3 separate regions of the Homo sapiens genome follow, and all the other regions are linked to region 2. The links are chromatin contacts, found by Hi-C or POLR2A ChIA-PET in ENCODE. All regions are on one chromosome and are shown on one strand. Each heading gives the region's core, a stretch centred on a gene start or an enhancer-like site at or near the end of the contact. The rest is flanking DNA. Distances are from core to core; before and after follow the strand shown.

Region 1 (2,713 bases), core at 129-2,628, 510 kb after region 2:
GGCCAAAGAAGGCAAAATATTTTCCCTCCCCATTCTTGCTAAGTTCTTGGGTTGTTGGTGTAATGGAAACAGACAGTCCTGGGTTCAAATCTAGACTCTACATTTGCCTGCTCAAGTTACCTGCCTGTTTCCATCATGGGAAGAACTTGGGCTGTGGAGAAGGGTAAACCTGGGGTCAAAACCCCAGCTCTGCCAGTGAATGGGCATTTTACTCAGTCAAGTATCCTTTCTGAGGCCATCTCTTTTCTATAAAGTGGGGCAGCAGCAGTTCTTCCTTTGCGGAGTTGTGAAGCAGAGCATAATGCATATGGTATAACCTCACGGGGGCGGCAGCCAGTGAAAAGTCTGGAGCTGCTTTACAGGGGCCATTCATTCATTCATTCATTCAGGTTAAGGTTGAGCAAGGGGTCCCACGTGTGACTTATGCATCCTTCTCCCTCTTCAGTGGGAGGACAGCCAGGTGAGGCAGCTGTGGATGCCCTGCCCACAGGCCAGAGCAGGTAAGGGGAGGAGGCTTGCTACACAGTGGAGGTGCCAAGTACCACCTAAGCCCAGCCGCATTGCCTGTTCCACCGCCGAAGCCCCTGGCGCCAAACAGTGTTGCTTCAGCTGGTAGTAGTTAATACTCCTTTACTTGGAAACATTTTCAGTTCCTGGGAGCAATATGGTGGTGTGAGGTCTCACTGTTCACCCGCCCTGTTTCTCTGTGACTGGGATCTGCATGTCCCCGACTCCGGCCCAATTTACCATTCTTCAAGGCTCACCAGGCTGTGGGCCCAGGGCCAACAGGGATGGGAGTGGAGGGTGGGGTGGAGCGTGGGGAACTTTTCCGGGAAGAGGCCCAGCAGGGTCTTGGCTGGCGGCCCCATTAGCCACGGCCCAGGACCCCAGGGTGGGAGAGTGAACGGAAAGGTACTCGTGCCTGGAGCGGTTGCAACATCCTCTGTAATGAGGAAGATACAGCTCAGAGGCACTGGGTCGAAGGACCCCTCTCCCCAGCCCTCCTTTCAGGTGTCGGGGCCTAAAGGGGGTCCAGTTCCAGTGCGGAAGGCTGGGAACTAGGAAGCGTCGCGGACCAGACAGCCCGCCTTCCCGGTCTCCCGGGTGGGGGTTCGGGGGGCGTGGTGCGGCGGCCGGGGCTGAGAGGGGTCGGTGCGGCGGCTCTGCCTCCCCGGGAAGTGGGAACCGGCCAAGTCCCGAGCGGGGAGGGGCAGGCTTTCTCCTGCCCGCGCCTGGGGGGACCCTACGCCTGTGTCCGAAGGAGGCCGGCGTCCAGCAGATGCTCCCGGGGCGGGTGGGGAGTGGGGGAAGGGGGCGGGAGAGAGGCGGGGAGGAGAAAACCCACAACAAAACTTGCGTCGCGGAGAGCGCCCAGCTTGACTTGAATGGAAGGAGCCCGAGCCCGCGGAGCGCAGCTGAGACTGGGGGAGCGCGTTCGGCCTGTGGGGCGCCGCTCGGCGCCGGGGCGCAGCAGGTACAGGGCGCTGGCAGCCGGGGTGGGCCGAGGGGCCGGGGGCTGAGCCCGGGCAGCGCACTCAGACGTCCCCGCCTCTCCGGATGGCTCCAGCAGCTGCCTGGGGCGGGCCCGCCGCATCTCACCCCCTCTGTAGGACCCTGCACCCAGGGCACGGCCGGAGATCTCCTCCTCTGGAGTGCGACCCCTGCGCAGTCAGGACCCAGGCAGGGGCCTTCTCCTCTCTGAGCAGAGGCTGGTCCCCGTCCCCAGGCCCCTCCCGCTGCGCACATCTGGAAAGAATCTGAGGGCGGTTGGGGGCGGGGGCTGGAGTGGGAGGACGCCGGCGGGCGACAGGGAATGTGGGGGGCAGGTGGAACTGCGTAGGGGCGGGGACCCCTGTCATGAGAGCCTGGGCCCGAAGTATCCCCGCGTCTTTCCACGTCAACTCATCAGGCCCCCTAGCGACTCCAACCTCCACCTCTTTATAGATAGAGAAACTGAGGCCCAGAGAGGGGCAGAGGTCTGGCCCCAGGGCGCGTCGGACGCCGGGTGGGTCCCCTCCGGGGCTCGGCTTCCCCGGCCACTGTGCCGCCCCAGCTTAGTGCCAACCACTAGTTGAGCTAAAGGTCTCAGCTGGCGGTCTGGAGTCCGTCTATCTGTCTACGCGGCTGCTTCCCAGCCGGGACAGCTGGAGGGAGGAAGGGGTGGGGGTCCGCGAAGCGCGAGGAGCGAGATCCGCGCCTTCCTGCGAATGAGGCAGAAGCCCCAGGTTCCAGGTCCCCGAGCCACAGCCCGGCCTGGGGCGGGGGACGAGATCTTGGCGTTGGAATACCTGACGCTCCGTCAGGTGGAAGAGGAGGTGGTGGCGGGGCTGCGAGGCTCCTGGCAGCCTCGGGGGCTGGGGCTAGGAGAGGCAGCCGCAGCCTTTTGGAGAGGAGCAGGCGCGGCAGCAAGGGGCGAGCACCCCGGCCCCGGTGCGCGCGGCACTGACTGAGCTGGTCCGGGAGGCGCGGAGGATGCTCACCCAGCGCTTGGAGTGAATTACTGACCTGTCTGCCCTTCGATTACCGGCTGGCCAGGGAAGGGGAAGCTGTGGTCTGCCCTGCTCCACGAGGCGCCACTGGTGTGAACCGGGAGAGCCCCTGGGTGGTCCCGTCCCCTATCCCTCCTTTATATAGAAACCTTCCACACTGGGAAGGCAGCGGCGAGGCAGGAGGGCTCATGGTGAGCAAGGAGGCCGGCTGATCTGCAGGCGCA
Region 2 (2,700 bases), core at 182-2,681:
AGAAAATTTCAGCGCGCTCGCGCGCGCACACACACACATACACACACACACACAAAGTCGGCTTTTCTTTTTAAACCATCCCACAATTCAACACCTCTCGGTGGTATTCTCTGAATTATCATATCTGGCTGGGATTATCCAATTTTATTAGCTAACAGTTCTCATTACTTTAAAAACAGAAACAGGATATGTTCTGTTTCATCAAGTGCTACAAACATTTCGCTGCTGTAAGACTGGAGGGAAAAAATCTTTGGAAATAAAAGGCCATCTGATCCACTCGGGCTAATTACTAAATGCATGCCAACAATACACAATTCGAATTGCATTTCTGGACACAATTTAAGATCACGATAGGGCAGGTCAAATGTGTAAGGAACTACTACTTCTATCAAAATGAAGAAGCAGATATACGGTATCTAAGATCTCACGCAAAATTCATCTAAGACTTCGAAATCTTCTGAAAAGAAAATGTGTAATCAACGTTGTTAATACAACAGTAATTCATCCCATTCAAGTACGACTAGAAATCCCGCTGATGTGCTTCTTTCAGGTCTAAACATCTCATTCTTTCGCAATCCAGATACCAACAGGAGTCTGAAACCCTTCGCAGAGGCGTGCAACACACTAGGAGAGCGCTATCTGTTTACAAATACGAATCTCAGTTACCCACGTCAAAACCGCGCATTACCACCTTTCGACTGGGGGGCGGGGGAGAGAGAAGGCGGGCGAGCAAGAAACAAAATCCACACAGACACCTCTGCCTTCTCCCTACAAGGACGAGCCCGGGGAAACATTCAGTATGTATTATATGCGTGTATACATTTATATACATTATGTAGTCACCTATGTCTAAGCAAGGGTGAAAGAAAAAGGTACACATGACAGGGAATCGTAACTGGACCCAACAGAAATGTTCAAACCAATCCCGTTAACTCAAAATCCGCCCCGCTGGTCTACAACAGGTTTCGGTCCGGGACCGGGAGCCCCAGCCACAGTGTGGAGTTCGTCCCCAAAGCGCCCCAATGCCCTCCTCAGGCCGCCCAGGCCGCCGTCCCCACCTCCCTTATCTCAGCCTTCCCCTGGGACACCCGAAGCCCGTTCCAGGAAAGAAAGAAGTGTCAGGCCCCCAGGGGGCGGCTGAGACGCTCTCAGGCCAGGCCCCCGACACCTGCGAAGCGCGGCACCTGGGGAGGGCGAACCGGGGGCCGCCCGGCCTTCCCGAGCACACCCCCTCGGTACCCGACGCTGCCCCGCGGCCGGAACCTCGTACCTGCGAGGCCCGCGAGCTACAGGCGCGCGCGACGCCTCCTCATCTCAGTGGCTCCTGCTCTCCCTCCGCCTCCTGCTGCCGCCGCCGTCGCCGCTGCCGCCGCTGGAGGCCGGGACACGACTAGCTCAGGACTCCACCGCCATGTCCGCCGCGCCGCGAACTGCATTGTGGGGGGGAAGGGATGGGGAGGGGGAGGAGGAGGGAGAGGGAGAGGGAGAGAAAGAGGAGGACCCGCTGAGGGGAGGGGGCGAGGGAGAGCGGTTGCCGGGGGAGAGGGGGAGGGGAGAGGACAGAGCCTGTAATGGGGTCCTGGCCCGGGAGAGGAGGAGCTACGCGCAGAGGGAAGGGTTCAGGGGTGCCCCCTCCCTTCGTTCGGGGGGCCCCACAGGCACCGTTTACACCGGGGCGGGGGAGGGGGGAAACAGCACTGGGGGGAGGGGTCTCGTGGTGGCCGCGAAGAAACAATGGGGAGAAGGCCGAGGTAGGAGGATCGCGCACTCACACCCACGCGGAGGGAAGGGAGCGCGCGAGAGACACTCGTTAGCTCGCGAGGAGGGGGCGGGCCGCTGGCAGAGGGGAGGAGGGAGCCACCCGGGGCTCGCGGGCAGGGGCGGGGCCGCCGAGCGGAGGTCGCGAGGTCCCGCAGCCCGCCTGGGCGCCGCGGGTTAGCCGCGCTGATTCGCCCGCTTGCCGGAGTGGGTGGGGGTGGCGGGCGCCCCAGTGCTGCCCCAGTCTGGTTCCTAGTCTCTGCCGAGGCCCCCGAGCTGGAAGCCGAGCCCGAGGGCCGCCTCGGCGCCTCGCTCCCAAGGCTGCTCCCCCTGGGGAGGAAGGCCGGCCTGGAATGGGTACCCTCTGGCCTGGCACTCGGACTGGGCGTGGCCCGAGCCTCGGCGGACCCTCGGAAGCCCAAGCGGGCTTCGGAGCAACGGTAGGGAGCGGGGCAGAGGAAGCCGCCAGGGTCGACCCCCACCCACTCACCACGGCCTCCAGCCCACCGCAGCTGGACCTTTTTTCCTTTGAAAAGGCAGGCAGTTCAGGAATGAAGGAGCTCGAAGAGAAATCTCTGGAGCACTCCATCTCCCACCCCCAAAAGAGGTTTTAGAAATCATTTCTTTAGCTGCAGGCGGGCATAAAACCATCTACCATCAATGGGCCCCCTCATCCCCTTGCTTTTAACGTATTACATTCCTCTACATAATTATTTAAAGTCACGGGCGGAACGGACTTAAGGTTTTGTTAGTTTTGTTTTTTGTTGTTTTTTTTTAAGACCCCAGCCTCAGAGATTATTTAGCCAATCTCTGACCTCAAAGCTGGACAAAGCACACAACCTCTGTGCTCTGTGCCCAGTCCTTTGAGTTTGACACATGCTAGGCAGGAAAAAGGTATGAAAAGAGTGGACGTAGAGGTGAAGGGAAGATGTTAAATCTTAA
Region 3 (2,700 bases), core at 40-2,539, 310 kb after region 2:
CTGGGCTCTTTATTTTTTATTTTTTTTGAGACGGAGTCTTGCTCTGTCGCCCAGGCTGGAGTGCAGTGACACGATCTCTGCTCACTGCAATCTCCGCCTCCCGGGTTCACGCCATTCTCCTGCCTCAGGCTCCAGAGTAGCTGGGACTATAGGCACCCACCACCACGCCTGGCTAATTTTTTGTATTTTTAGTAGAGATGGTGTTTCACCGTGTTAGCCAGGATAGTCTCGATCTCCTGACCTCGTGATCTGCCTGCCTCATCCTTCCAAAGTGCTAGGATTACAGGTGTGAGCCACCACGCCCAGCTGGGCTCTTTATTTTTATCTGTTTGTGTATTGCCTTTTTTTTTTTTTTTTTTTTTTTTTTTTGAGACAGAGTCTCGGTCTGTCACCCAGGCTGGAGTGCAGTGGTGTGATCTCGGCTCACTGCAACCTCTGCCTCCCGGGTTCAAGTGATTCTCCTGGCTCAGCCTCCCTAGTAGCTGGGACTATAGGCGTGCACCACCACGCCCATCTAATTTTTGTACTTTTAGTAGAGATGAGGATTTACCATGTTGGCCAGGCTGGTCTTGAACTCCTGACCTCAGGTGATCTGCCCACTTTGGCCTCCCAAAGTATTGGGATTACAGGCCTGAGCCATTGTGCCCCGGCCTACTGTCTTGATTACTATAACTTTATATGAAGTCTTGAAATTGGGTAATGTGACTTCTTCAACTGTTATTCTGTTTCATAATTGTTTTGGTTATTCTAGGTTCTTTGTATTTCCATATAAATCATAAAAGCAACTTGTCAATATCTACAAAAAGGACTACTGGTATTTTAGTTGGGATTGCATTAAATCTGTAGGTCAGTTTGAGGAAAATTGCCGTTTAATAACGTTGAGTCTCATGTTGTTTTAAAAAATAGAGGCGAGGTCTCACTATGTTGTCCAGGCTGGTCTCGTAGTCCTGGGCTCAAGCAACCCTTGAGCCTCAGACTCCCAAAGTGTTGGGATTACAGGCATTAGCCACCACGCCTGGCGCTAGTCTCCTGATTCTTGAATCCTGTATATCTCTGCATTTATTTAGATCTTTACTTTCTCTCAGCATATTTTGTCATGTAGCTGGGACTACAGGCGCCTGCCACCACGCCTGGCTAATTTTTGTAATTTTAGTAGAGATGGGGTTTCACCATATTGTTCAGGCTGGTCTCTACTCCTGACCTCGGGTGATTCACCTGCCTCAGCCTCACAAAGTGCTGGGATTACAGGCGTGAGCCACTGCGCCTGGCCAACACCTGGAACATTTAATTGAACATTTGTTGTTATTGTCTTAAACACTGGATGCCCCAAAAACCCTGTGGTTAAAAATGAATGGTGAAAAAATATGAATGGTGAAACCTGTTTGGTAACATCTTTATTTTCAGGTTGCTGGAGGAGCCAGTATGAGTCAGATTTCAGAAGCACTGAGCCGATACAGGAACAGATCATGTTTTGTGAAGGAAGCCCTCCACAGGCTGTTCACAGAGACATTTTCAATGGAGGTAACCATGCCTGCTATTTTAAAGGTAATTGAAGGAAGACAATTTTTACTATTACTTCTTAACTTGGTTCAATTAATAATTGTTCACGAACCACACTGAATATAATAAATTATATGCTTTATTCTATAGTGAGTCAAGTGCTCTCATAGAGCAAAGAATGTTAAGCTTAGCTGCCAAAGTGTCTTTTGCTTTGAGCATCTGGATTTATGTGGAATAAATTAGAATCAAAACAGTTAAAATTTGGTCTAAGTAAGGGAATAATAGGATCATGTGGCTTTCTGAAAGAAAACAAGTGCAGAACAAAATAAAAATAATTAAGGGTGGCCAAATCTACCACTTGAAGTATTTTGTGAATGACATAAAGTTGCTTTTATCGATATAGCCAAACTTAGCTTTGGTTTAGGGAAGGATGCGTTTTATTGTAAATGTAATTACAAGTATTAAGAGGCTTGGGAAAGAAAACTTCAGTTATTTATTTTTCTTTTATACATGTGTTTATTTGAAAATTGTTGTTTTTAGTGAAACATAACAATGAAAGGTCTTAAGAAAAACCTTGTCTTTATTTGTAATTTTTTGCAATTCCTTAAAAATGTGGATATTTTCCCAGCACTTTGGGAGGCCGAAGCGGGTGGATCACGAGGTCAAGAGATTGAGACCATCCTGGCCAACATGGTGAAACCCCGTCTCCACTAAAAACAATACAAAAATTTGGTGGGCGTGGTGGCGCACTCCTATAGTCCCAGCTACTTGGGAGACTGAGGCAGGAGAATCGCTGGAACTCGGGAGGTGGAGGTTGCAGTGAGCCGAGATTGTGCCATTGCACTCCCTCCTGGTGACAGAGCGAGACTCAAAAAAAAATATTTTTACAGCATGGGAGATTAACTTTATTTACAGCTCAAAAGCTGTATAAAGAAAAACTCTGGGTCAGCTGTGGTGGCTCATGCCTGTAATCCCACCACTTTGGTTGGGAGGCCGAGATGGGAGGATTTCCTGGGGCCAGGAGTTCAAGACTAGCCTGATCAACATTAGTAAGACCCTGTCTCTACAAAAATTTAGAAAAAGAAAAAAAATTAGCTTCTGGCTGGGCACCATGGCTCACGCCTGTAATCCCAGCACTTTTTGGGAGGCTGAGGTGGACAGATCACCTGAGGTCAGGAATTTGAACAGCCTGGCCAACAT

The links. Hi-C counts contacts between places; a loop is a spot of excess contacts on that map. ChIA-PET counts read pairs that join two places held with the same protein, here RNA polymerase II (POLR2A). Pooled maps may share reads with other maps.
Region 1: a loop to region 2 is called in a pooled map, with 3 times the contacts of the local background. The contact joins the promoter of PODN here to the promoter of TUT4 in region 2. A Hi-C loop is called at or near these places in 1 of 50 pooled maps. POLR2A ChIA-PET finds 5 or more read pairs at or near these places in 5 of 52 experiments (Caco-2, WTC11, activated T-cell and 1 more).
Region 3: a loop to region 2 is called in a pooled map, with 3 times the contacts of the local background. The contact joins the enhancer-like site here to the promoter of TUT4 in region 2. A Hi-C loop is called at or near these places in 2 of 50 pooled maps. POLR2A ChIA-PET finds 5 or more read pairs at or near these places in 4 of 52 experiments (Caco-2, HCT116, HEK293T and 1 more).

What each region holds. Positions count from the first base shown.
Region 1 is chr1:53,060,835-53,063,547 of GRCh38, forward strand. It overlaps PODN (podocan), which reads left to right and starts at 1,379. Exons shown (of 11, transcript NM_153703.5): 1 at 1,379-1,474. RefSeq lists a silencer at 1,357-1,544.
Region 2 is chr1:52,551,661-52,554,360 of GRCh38, forward strand. TUT4 (terminal uridylyl transferase 4) reads right to left here and starts at 1,432. Exons shown (of 30, transcript NM_001009881.3): 1 at 1,271-1,432. It overlaps LOC105378723 (a long non-coding RNA gene), which reads left to right. Exons shown (of 4, transcript XR_007066083.1): 4 at 581-1,177. RefSeq lists silencers at 1,045-1,374, 1,445-1,574, 1,615-1,724, 1,735-2,134.
Region 3 is chr1:52,859,327-52,862,026 of GRCh38, forward strand. It overlaps ZYG11A (zyg-11 family member A, cell cycle regulator), which reads left to right. Exons shown (of 14, transcript NM_001004339.3): 4 at 1,405-1,545. Among named protein-coding and RNA genes, the nearest start is that of ZYG11A, 18 kb to the left of the region's middle. Within about 2 kb of position 1,290, at least 3 of the 41 ENCODE cell types and tissues checked have a DNase peak (open chromatin) inside an H3K27ac peak, as active enhancers do.